Linked DNA regions of Homo sapiens: region 2 is linked to region 1. Evidence: chromatin loops called from intact Hi-C (ENCODE). Cell type or tissue: A673. All regions are shown on one strand. Each heading gives the region's core, and the rest is flanking DNA. Links, peaks and the distances in the headings are about the cores only. Region 1 overlaps LOC105377401 (a long non-coding RNA gene). Region 2 overlaps QRFPR (pyroglutamylated RFamide peptide receptor).

Region 1 (5,381 bases), core at 241-5,240:
CTCTCCCAAGGTGCCAATGTGATTGATCCTTGGGCCATACAGATGGTTCCCAATTTACAATGGTTTGACTTAATGATTTTTCAACTTTGTGATGGTATGAAAGCATTGCCAACTCAGTAGAAACCATACTTCGAGTACCCATACAACCATCCCATTTTTCACTTTCAGTACAGTATTCAGTAAATTACCCGAGATATTTAAAGCTTTATTATAAAATAGATGTGTTAGATGATTTTGCCCAACTGTAGACGAATATAAGTGTTCTGAGGATGTTTAAGTTAGGCTAGGCTAAGCTATGATGTTTGGTAGGTGAAGTGAATTAATTGTATTTTCCACTTACGATATTCTCAACTTACAATCCACTTACGATATTCTCAACTTATAATGGGTTTACTGGGATGTAACTCCATCGTAAGTTGAGGAGAAACTGTATTTGGTAATGGGCTGAATCACTGTGTACAGTACTTTCTTGTTCAAAGTAAATCCAAGTTTTCTGTTCTCCCTCTTCTGTCTCTGGAAATGATCAGATCAATAAGCCAGGGTTAATTCTTCAGTACCCACCATCTAAGTTGGAGGGGAGAGAAAGCCAAAAACCTTATTAAGGCTTCCAGGACTAAGAAGTGTCCTCTAACCACAGTTTTACAGGTTTTTGTTTAGTTTAGTTTTGTTTTTATTGGGGGAAAGAAAGACATTGGCATTTTGCTTCTCATTTGGCTATTGTTTCTTGCATATATCTCTCTTCGTTGGGAATTGTGTGGAGAGGAGAAGAGTAAAGGATATCTGTTATTTGGTTTGATGAGAACATTGGGAAGAGAGAAGTGGTCTTTTTCTTCTGAGGCCAGGAGCTGTAAGAAAAACACTTTCTGAAGATTGACATTAACACCAGGAAAAGGAGAACAAGGGAAAGAAAGGACAGGAGAGATCTTTTAGGACATTGTTTTGAACATCTGCTCCTGTTGTGTCTGAATGCAGACCAAATCCTGAACGTTTCATTACATAAGCCAACATATTCCTATTTTTTCCCTCAGAGTAATTTGAGTTGGCTCCTTGTCACTTACCTTGAAAGAATCCTGAATAAAACAAGAAGTGATTGGCAAGGCTGAATCTGTGCATGTTTAGGTCTCCTGCTGTAATATCACTTTTCTGAAATCATTGAAACCTCACTCCTACTTTACAAGCCTATAAGCCATTTTCTTTATGTAAATACAGACATTAACTTAAAAAATATCTTTTGAACAGGAGGGCTGCAGTGCATGGGAAGGGGCCTGGAGAAGTGGATAGTATCTTTCCCCCTGGTGAGCTCTAAGAATAAGACACAGACAATCTTGGGTGGTTTAAATGCTACCCTGTCTAGAAGCAGGAGGGAGAAGGGAGCAATCATCACAGCCCGGCAGTGTCAGAAGTTTCCCACTGTGTTGTCAGACATGAGTAGAGCCAGTTTAGCCCACGTTGAGGGAAACTTGCTACTGACCACCTCCTACGTGCCCATCTTTTTTTGTTTGTTTGTTTGCTTCCTGGCTCTTTGATCAGGAATTCAGGCATTCTCCTGAAGCAGCTTATAACCATTTTGATAATGTATCTAGAATTTTTCTTTCACTTAGATTCAGATAAAATAAAAACCCAAACCAAAATACTTACTGTGTATTTATTACACGTCAGATACATTTACATGCATGACTGCACTCAATCCTTCTCATTATGTCTATTTTAAACAAGAAGAAACAGAGGTTTTCAGATGTTAAGAAACTTGCTCAAGGTCACTTGGCAGAGTTGAAATTCAAACTTAAATCTGTCTCTACAACCTCTGTTCTGAATTGTTAAGCCTTCCTGTGTTTTCAATACTCATTATGTGCCAAGGCACAGACAATATCAAGGTAGTTCTTAGCCTTACTAAGTTTTCCCCTGTCTTTTCAGGGTTATCCTTTGATTAATGTCCAGTAAAATAGTTTAACTTGTATCCCATGCTTCTGCAGTAAACCAAGTGTTTCCGCCAGCTCTTGGGGGTGTGCTGAGGTTTGCTTGATTGTCACTTGCCACTTCTTACTTTGAATAGCAATTTGTTCTCCTCTTGCCATCTCTTCATAGCCACAATGTTCTAGGGGACAACTTGGGACCCATCTCCATTCTCAGAAGCACACTGACATTGGTTTCTAGAATTTAAAATTCTGTAAGGATATCAGCAGGAAAGTAGAAGTTTTAAGCTCGGTGTCAGCTATTGCTGTACTTGAGACCCATCATTAGTCTCATCCCTGGAACCTACTCTGACCACCTCTCTCCCTGAGTCTTCACTGCCCTTGGGACTCTCATTTTCCCATTTGTCTGCAGCATGGTGTCTGCCCTAAATCACATCTCCCAGCTCACCAGAGAAAACCTGAAATCCCTTAAATTAGTTGGAGTAGTGCCACATTCTGCCCACGGGACAACCTTTCACACTATTAATGTTTTAGTCTGAAGTATCTGCATTTGGACTACTTCAAGGATTTTTTTTTTTATTTTCACATGTCCTTTCTCAAAGTACTGTTGGAATAAGTTAGATAAAGTGAAATGGGAGCGTATTTCTCTCTTCACTACCAATCCTAAGTGCCCTTGCCAATGTTCTCCTTGCAACTAAGTTTGGTACTCAAAACACTTAGAAAAAACTTAAACACATTACTGTATAAGCATGCCTCATGGAAATTGGGCATTGTGAGTTTTTAAATAGAAAAGACAGGACATGTTTTAAAAATTAAATCACTGTTTTGATTTGCTGAGAAACAAAGCCTTTTATACATCAACCCTATTTAATATTGCCATATAATAGAAAAGCTTATGTTCTGCCTTTATTCTGATCCAGGTTTGCTTTCATATGAGAATCACTGTAAGACATGAGATAGAAGGACTTAAGACAGAAAATTCAATATTCAGATATTTTAAGATGCAGCCAGGTGTGTAATTTAGCTATCTAAAATAGAGCAAGGAGCAAGGAGCTCTTAATCATCAAGTGAAATTACCAAGATTCTTAATTTTTTTTTTGTACGTACCTGTGTAAATCAGGTTTCTCTGACCCTTAAAGGGTAAGAGCTGCTAAACTATGCTATGGCAATTCACCAGGGAGGTGTGTGTGTGTTGGAGCAGGGAGAGGTTCTTAGGAAGTGGGCGTGGTGACATATTGTTCACTTATATTTCATTATTCTCAAACAGTCTCATGTAAATAGTTTCTCCTGAAATGTTCAATAGCCTTGAAATGCAGGTAAAGCAGGATTAGTAGAAAACATGAGATTCGGGGTTAATGGATCATCCAATAAGCCCTAATTTGAATATATTTTTGATGCTGCAACTGTAACCATGAACACAATTTAAATAAATTTTGCTTCCAACAGAATCAGGGAAAGGAAATCGGGACTTGAACTAACTTCCTTCCTTCGTTCCTTCCTTCGTTCCTTCCTTCCTTCTTTCCTTCCTTCCTTCCTTCCTTCCTTCCTTCCTTCCTTCCTTCCTTCCTTCCTTCCTTTCCTCCTCCTCCTCCTCCTCCTCCTCCTTCTTCTTCTTCTTCTTTTTTTTTTTTTTAACAGTCTGGTTCTATTACCCAGGCTGGAGTGCAGTGTCATGATCTCGGCTCACTGCAACCTCCATCTCCTGGGCTCAAGCTATCCTCCCACCTCAGTCTCCCAAGTAGCTGGGACTACAGGTGTGCACCACCACGCCTGGCTAATTTTTGTATTTTTGTTGGTAGTGGCTGGGTTTTGCCATGTTGCCCAGGCTGGTCTCAAACTCCTGGGCTCAAGCAATCCGCCCGCCTCATCCTCCTAAAGTGCTGAGATTACAGGGACTCTAATTGTTATCACATATTTCCAGTTAGTTACAGGGAGAATGATTAGAGATCCTATGGTAAGATAAAGAACAATGTAGGCACATTTTAGGATGGAAGCAGCAGCAGTCCACCCAAAATCAAAGGTAATTCTCATCATCTCCTTGCACCATCATCATCTTCAAATATTTTGTAAAGACCATATCTTAGGTAAGCATACTAATGAAAGCAAAATCAATGCATGAGAAAAACTAATGCAGGGGTTCCCTCTGGCATAGGGGTTTAACAGGATTGATCAAAGAAGTCCAGGACATATCAGAATGTGAGAGGCAGGCTGACTGTTGGGGAACTATTGCAGTAATCTAGCTGTGAGATGCCAAGGATGTGGCTCAGAGAAAAAGGTGGGAGCAGCAACCATTGGCAGGGAGATTCTCTGGATAGAGTAAGGCACAATACTCTTAATTTGCTGTGAGTCATATGTACACACACTGTACACACTGTCTCTTTAATATTACCACATAATAAAAGAGAAATTAATTCTTAGAAAGTGACTACTGGGAATAAAACTGAAAGATGATTTCAAAAGTCCTACAGACATGTCTTATAACATACATTCTAAATAGTAGCCTGGCAACAGCATACTTCATAATAATGTTTGGCTAATACATGGGGAATAAAAAGAGATCAGGTGATTTGAGTCACTTTATCAAAACTGGGCTATTGTACTTGCTAATGAAACACAGTACAGGATTCAGTCTTCTTGCTCATTGAATTGAACAGAGCCAACCAATTCTGAGCACAAGAACACAGGGCTGCCTTTTTATACTCATTAATCAATTCTCTATTGAACTTATGTTTTGTTGTAGCTCAGGTTAAGGGAAGGGGGCTGTATCTTGGTAACTGAAAGGTGAGAATTGTATTTTGAGATTAAAATTGATCATTCTTCTTATACTCATACATTTTAGGTAGGAAGACTGCTTAGGTAGCATCTGGTACCCCTCTCATTTTTCAGACACAAAGATTTGAGGTCAAGAAAGGCTGTTCTTTCCCAAAGCCACAGCATCTGTTGGATGACAGGGACATTAGCTATGGGTGGCTCTGAGGTCCTTTGAATCCCAGGCATATCTTCTAGTCATTTCTCAGGAGCCCGTGCTAACTTTGTTCTGAAGCAGTAGTTGAGTGGCTTCCATTCTTACTCTCCTTGATTTTTGCTCTTCAAAGACTTCGAGCACATGGGACAATTCCTTGTCTCAGATTCTGGTCTTCTGTGAAAGAAGAAATATTCACTTATTCATGAATATTGTATTTATTCTATGACAGGAATAAATACCTGTTCCAGGCACTGAGCTAGCTATTGTCTAAGCCATGATGAATAAGTCAGGCATAGTCCTGCCTTCATGTAGCTTGTTATCCAGTATGGGGCACAGATGTTAAACAAACACATATTTCATTGTGTCCTATGGAAAAAAAAAGTATAAGGTGTTTTTTTGTTTGTTTGTTTTGTTTTTTTGAGGTGGAGTCTTGCTCTGTCACCCAGGCTGGAGTGAAGTGGCACGATCTAGGCTCACTGCAACCTCTGCCTCCCAGGTTCAAG
Region 2 (5,381 bases), core at 275-5,274, 210 kb after region 1:
GACAAGAACAGTTTACATTTAAAATAATGACAAGGATTTAGCAGTAAGAAAGTTTTAAATATTTCACTGTGCACTTAGGAGGCATAAAATGAATTCCCTTTTAGTTTGCTTTTCTAAAACATAACTATTCTTTGATAAGTTGTTGATTTATTAGGATTCTTGTTTGTGGGAAGAGAAGCCCAACTTAAATTACCTTAAGAAAAAAAAGGGAATATTCTACCTCTGCAACTGAAAAGGTCAGAGTTAGGGCTGGTTTTAGGCATAACTGGATTAAGGTCTTCAACAGTGATCATCCTCCCCCTCGGCGGCCAGCTCCACTTCCCTCTGTGTTGTGGTTTCATTCTAGAGCTGTCTTTTGCCCAAGTGTGAAAGATGACCCCAGGAGCTATAAGCTTACATTTTCTTTAAAACTCCCTGTCTCAAACCAAGTGTCCATCGATGGACAAATGGATATACAAAATATGCTGTGTATACACACAGTGGAATATCACTCAGGCATGAAAGGGAATGAAGTTCTGATACTTACTACAACATGGATGAACTTTGAAAGCATTATGCTCAGTTAAATAAGCCAGACACAAGAGGACAAATGTTGTGTGATTCTACTTACATGAACTATTTAGAATAAGCAAAGTCATAGAGACAGAAAAGGTACTAATGTTACCAGGGGCTATGGGGAGGGCAGAGTGGGGAGTTATTGCTTAATGCTTAGATTTCTGTTTGGGGTTATGAAAAAGTTTTTGAAACAGATAGTGGTGTTCATTGCACGACACTGTGAATGTGATTAATGCCACTGAATCATACACTTAAAAATGGCTAAAATCATAAATTTTATGTTAGATATATTCTACCACAATAAAAAATTCTAGAACAAAAAATAAAACTTTTTATCTCAGGAAATGAGAGAGAATACTTCCCGGTAGTTGCAGAAAATTCTGGAAGGATTCTAGCCAGTTTGGCCTTGCTGTCTTACCCATAGAACTAATCACGCACCTCAGGGAGCGCCATCGTCACTCCTATTCAAACACCCAGAGATACCCCCTACAGCAGGAAGAAAAGCCTATTGAGGAGCCACTGTGAGGCAGTTTCTTATCCCTGTCTTGTGGGAGACTGACCTTCTCTTATCTATCTCCCGTTTGGTTTCCGTTGAGTGTAAGACTTCCCTCCTTTCTCCCCACCTTGCTCCCACTTAAGGTTCAGCTACAGTCTTTTGTGTAAGTCTGTACAATTTCTTGGCCGTGGTTTAAGGGTTGCTCCTCCCCAGCAGGGCAACCCATTGCCCATACTGTCAGTCATCTTGCTCTTCAAGGCTCAGTGTCTTCCTGTGTTGATCTTGCCTTTGGCATCTGTGCAAGTAATAAACTTCCTGAATCCATTGATGCTCATTGTCTCCTTACTAACTGAATCAATGGAAGTGTGACAAGCTAACAACTGTAGTAGTGACACTTGGGACCCTGTTAGCCACTAAGCCCCTTGGAAAGGCTTGACTGCTTAGCATGAAGTTCTTCCATAGGAAGGTACTCAGGGTAGATATGTTTAGCAGAGTTGGCCATTTATGTCTAGTGGAGTGAGTCAACTTACAGGGACTAAAGCTCCCCGATCATATGTCTTCCCATAAGGCCAAGCCCTGCACTAGGTTTCTCAGGACCAAGCTGAACCAGAGTTCTGAGTGGCTCTTCCTTGTCTGCCTTTCCTGGTCTGGGATGGAGTGCTGGGATCTCCCTCTGCTGCTCCCATCTCATTTATTGATATATACTCCCCAGTGGACCAACTTCCAGGCTGCCAATTCCTTCTAGTAGTGGACATATGCCTTCTCCCTCTGCTAAGGAATTATTGAAAGGTCAGTGAACGGGGTTCTAGAAGTTGATATTGGCAGTTCCCTCTCAGTCTGTGCCTTTAAGAAAAATTCAGCAGAAGCTATACTATTTGTTTCATTTTATGCCTTAAAACTAAAGATTCTTAAGGATGAATTCCGAAGTAATTAAGTAAGTGCTTATTGTTTTTATCTGTCTTTGCAAAACTAAATTAGTCCTACCTGTAGCTTGGTTTTGGAGAAACACATTTACTGTCATATCAGAGAGATTGTAGGCTATTCAGGGTAATAGAAATCTTAAAAGACAGCATGTTCCTACATCCTGGGAGAAATAGAAGGATAGAGAAACAGTTAGATGCTGTGAAAACAAACATGGATTGTGGAATCAAACAATATTGGGTTCTAATCCTGTTCCATCCTTTATTAGTGTTTGTATTAACTAGATTATAAGTTACATGGCCTGGCATTAAAGCTTCCCCTATTAGAAGACCAAGGAGAGAAGTTATAAAATAATGTTTGATGCTGCCCCCCAGTGGTTGATGTGGTGGCAGAAAATATGACAAAGATACAGGTTTTAGATCAAGCTTTATTTTCACAAAAATATTAATGCATATAATGCATATCTAGTTCTTCTTACTTCCCATTTGATTTCTCTATGAAGCATATAGTATTTACATATTTTCATTTATGCAATCTCATTTTAAAGTCCCCTTTAATACATGTATGAAAATATGTTAACGTTTTAAAAAAATTTCCTGTGGGATTGAGATGCATTTAAAATCTGTAAACGTCGGGTAGTGTTGCCTAGTGAGTCCTGGAGACCTTTGAAGTCACTGCCACTCTCACCATGGCTTGGGTCCAGATGCGCCACAGCCTCTTGGGGATGTAGGCCCTTGGAATCTTTTTAGTGCCGGACTCCCGGCCACAGGCAGTCCCGCGGCAGCAGGATAGCAGAACCTCTGGATGGACTCTTCCTGGGAAGTTTTGCTAATTTGCAGCAGCTGGACCATGTTCCTCATTAACATCCATCTGTCAGCTTAGTCGTCACATCATTTCACCGTGGTGGCAGGGATTCTATATAGAAAAAACACCTGGATCTCAGCCTTTCAATGGCTTCAAGACAACCAGAAGTGCCTGCTCTTGAGGCTAGTGGGCCTCTAGGCAAGATGTCCCTGCCCTTCAGGATATACCGCCGGGCACTCAGCTATGATGATACCCTCAAGGACCCTGCACCCATGACTCCTCCTCCATCAGACATGGGCAGCATCCCTTGGAAGCCAGTGATTTCAGAGCACAAGTATCAGCACCTCACCAAGGTGGAGGAAGGAGAGGCCAGTCTACCCTCCCCTGCCAGTCCCTGTCATCGGCCATTGACAGTGTGGACAAGCTCCCAGTGGTGAAGGCTAAAGCTACCCATGTCGTCATGAATTATGTGATCACAAAACAGACCCAGGAAAGCTTTCAGCATTTTGGGCAACAGGCAGGGCTGAGAGATCCTGGCTACACACCCACAAGGGTGTCACCACTCAGAAGACCAAGTACCTTAGAGTAGCAGAAGCACTCCACAAACTAAAGCTGCAGAGTGGAGAGATAACAAAAGAAGAGAGGCCACCTGCATCAGCCCTGTCCACCCCAAGCACCACTTCTCACTTTTCACCTAAGCAGAGACCCAGGGGCTGGTTCACTTCTGGTTCTTCCACAGCCTTACCTGGCCCAAATCCTAGCACCATGGACTCTGGAAGTGGGGATAAGGACAGAAACTTGTCAGATAAGTGGGGCCTCTTTGGACTGAGATCCCTTCAGAAGTATGATTCTGGAAGTTTTGCCACCCAGGCCTACCGAGGAGCCCAGAAGCCCTCTCCAATGGAACTGATCCGTGCCCAGGCCAACCGAATGGCTGAAGATCCAGCAGCCTTGAAGCCACCCAAGATGGACTTCCCAGTGACGGAAGGGAGGAAACAGCCACCACGGGCACATAATCTCAAACCCCGTGACTTGAATGTGCTCACACCCACTGGCTTCTAGAGCCCTTTCTTTCCAGGGATTCTGGTAAAGAAGGTTTCTTGCACTCCACTGCCCTTTTATCTTGGCTTTGACATAGGAAAGGTATATTTAAAAACTTAATCAGCTGGGCACAGTGGCTCACGCCTGTAATCCCAACACTTTGGGAGGCCAAGTTAGGTGGATCACCTGAGGTCAGGAGTTAAAGACCAGCCTGGCCAACACAATGAAACCCTGTCTCTACTAAAAATACAAAAATTAGCCGGGCATGGTGGTGGGTGCCTATAGTCCCAGCTACTTGGGAGGCTGAGGCAGGAGAATTGCCTGAACCCAAGAGGCAGAGGTTGCAGTGAGCCGAGATCACGCCATTACACTCCAGCCTGGGCGACAGAGTGAGACTCCGTCTCTAAATAAATAAATAAATAAAGTAAAAAACCTGTTAAATTGAGGCTAGAGCTGGAGATACAATTGGTTTTTGAGAAATATTGATACAAAGCTTGCCCCTGTTGTGTGGAAGAAGCCATTTTGTACTGCTTTAAAGTTAGACTAAATATTCTCAGCAGTGGTGTATGGGGACCTCATTACCTATTTTTTCATCATTTACCCTAGGTAAGAACTTCAATCACTGCTTACTAGGTAAAGAATGTTTGTGCTGTTCCAAAACCCAGGCTTCTTGATTCCTTACCACTATCCATGTGAGCATTGACAAATCATGGCGTAGAGGTGCTCACTGACTGGCTGAGACGACTCTGGCCCTGTTGATGGCTGGTGCTGTGCTCCAGCCTTATCAGTAAGGGGACCCAAGATTTGTTTGGGACCTGGGTATAGGTAAAACCAGACTTGGCAGGGACCCCTGTTTCTAGGCTGAACCTTGAGTCCCCCTGCTTTTTGGTAGACCTAATGGATCACTGTCCTGCAACCAGTTCTTCATGTGGGGCCTCTTAGGCCAGTGCCAGGGGAGGCATGCTTCTCTTTCTATGCCACAGAACAAACACTAGTCTAGCAGAGCCTTTCTTGCACTTTAAAGTGAGATTAATTTAGCTGCAATTTGGTTAAAAGCTTCCTAAGAGAGAAAATTCAGTCTACTGACTTGGTATAGGTAAATGGACTTAAACTTTTTTAAAGTAAAGGAGATGGTAGGTACAGTTAGATTATAGTCTTGAGGTTTATGTGGAGCCAGTGGTGTTACCTTATTTTGATTTCCTTGTTCAGGTCAGGGCCTGGAACGTCTGTGGGAGGAGGAGAATGAATTCAAAATTTTCTGTATGAAAGCATTTTTCACCAAAATGAGCCTCATCCCTTTATGCAATACATAACCTTACTGAGGGAGGGAAATAGGGAAACCACTTTTTTATTTCTCCTCACTGTGTACAAGTTCAGTTTTTGTCTTGAATACTGTCTCAAATACCCAATTTTTTGTTTTGGATAGTACCTTGTCTGTGTAAGAAGCTGGCCTTTCCATAGAGAGGCCCTGGAGTCTAAAATTATAAGAATTAATTTATTTGTGTCTTCTATTGTGATCTCTTGTTTTGACAATAAAAATCCTTACTACTTTCTCCAAAAAAAA

The links. A loop is a pair of places that touch in the nucleus more often than their neighbours do. Peaks named below come from ENCODE experiments on the same cell type or tissue, not always from the same donor. Only the 100,000 strongest peaks of a DNase experiment are listed, where the experiment ranks them.
Region 2: it touches region 1 in a loop (4-fold over the local background); 1 of 110 quality-filtered maps calls a loop at or near these places.

What each region holds. Positions count from the first base shown.
Region 1 is chr4:121,581,343-121,586,723 of GRCh38, reverse strand. LOC105377401 (a long non-coding RNA gene) reads right to left here. Exons shown (of 3, transcript XR_939166.2): 3 at 3,810-5,052. Among named protein-coding and RNA genes, the nearest start is that of ANXA5, 110 kb to the left of the region's middle. In A673, for the core only: no CTCF peak of the experiment used is centred there; a DNase peak (open chromatin) is centred at 3,163; H3K27ac peaks cover 4,278 bases.
Region 2 is chr4:121,367,887-121,373,267 of GRCh38, reverse strand. All of the region lies in intron 1 of QRFPR (pyroglutamylated RFamide peptide receptor), which reads left to right. It also overlaps the pseudogene KIAA1191P1. Among named protein-coding and RNA genes, the nearest start is that of QRFPR, 10 kb to the left of the region's middle. In A673, for the core only: a CTCF peak has its summit at 2,365 (motif pointing left); a DNase peak (open chromatin) is centred at 2,307.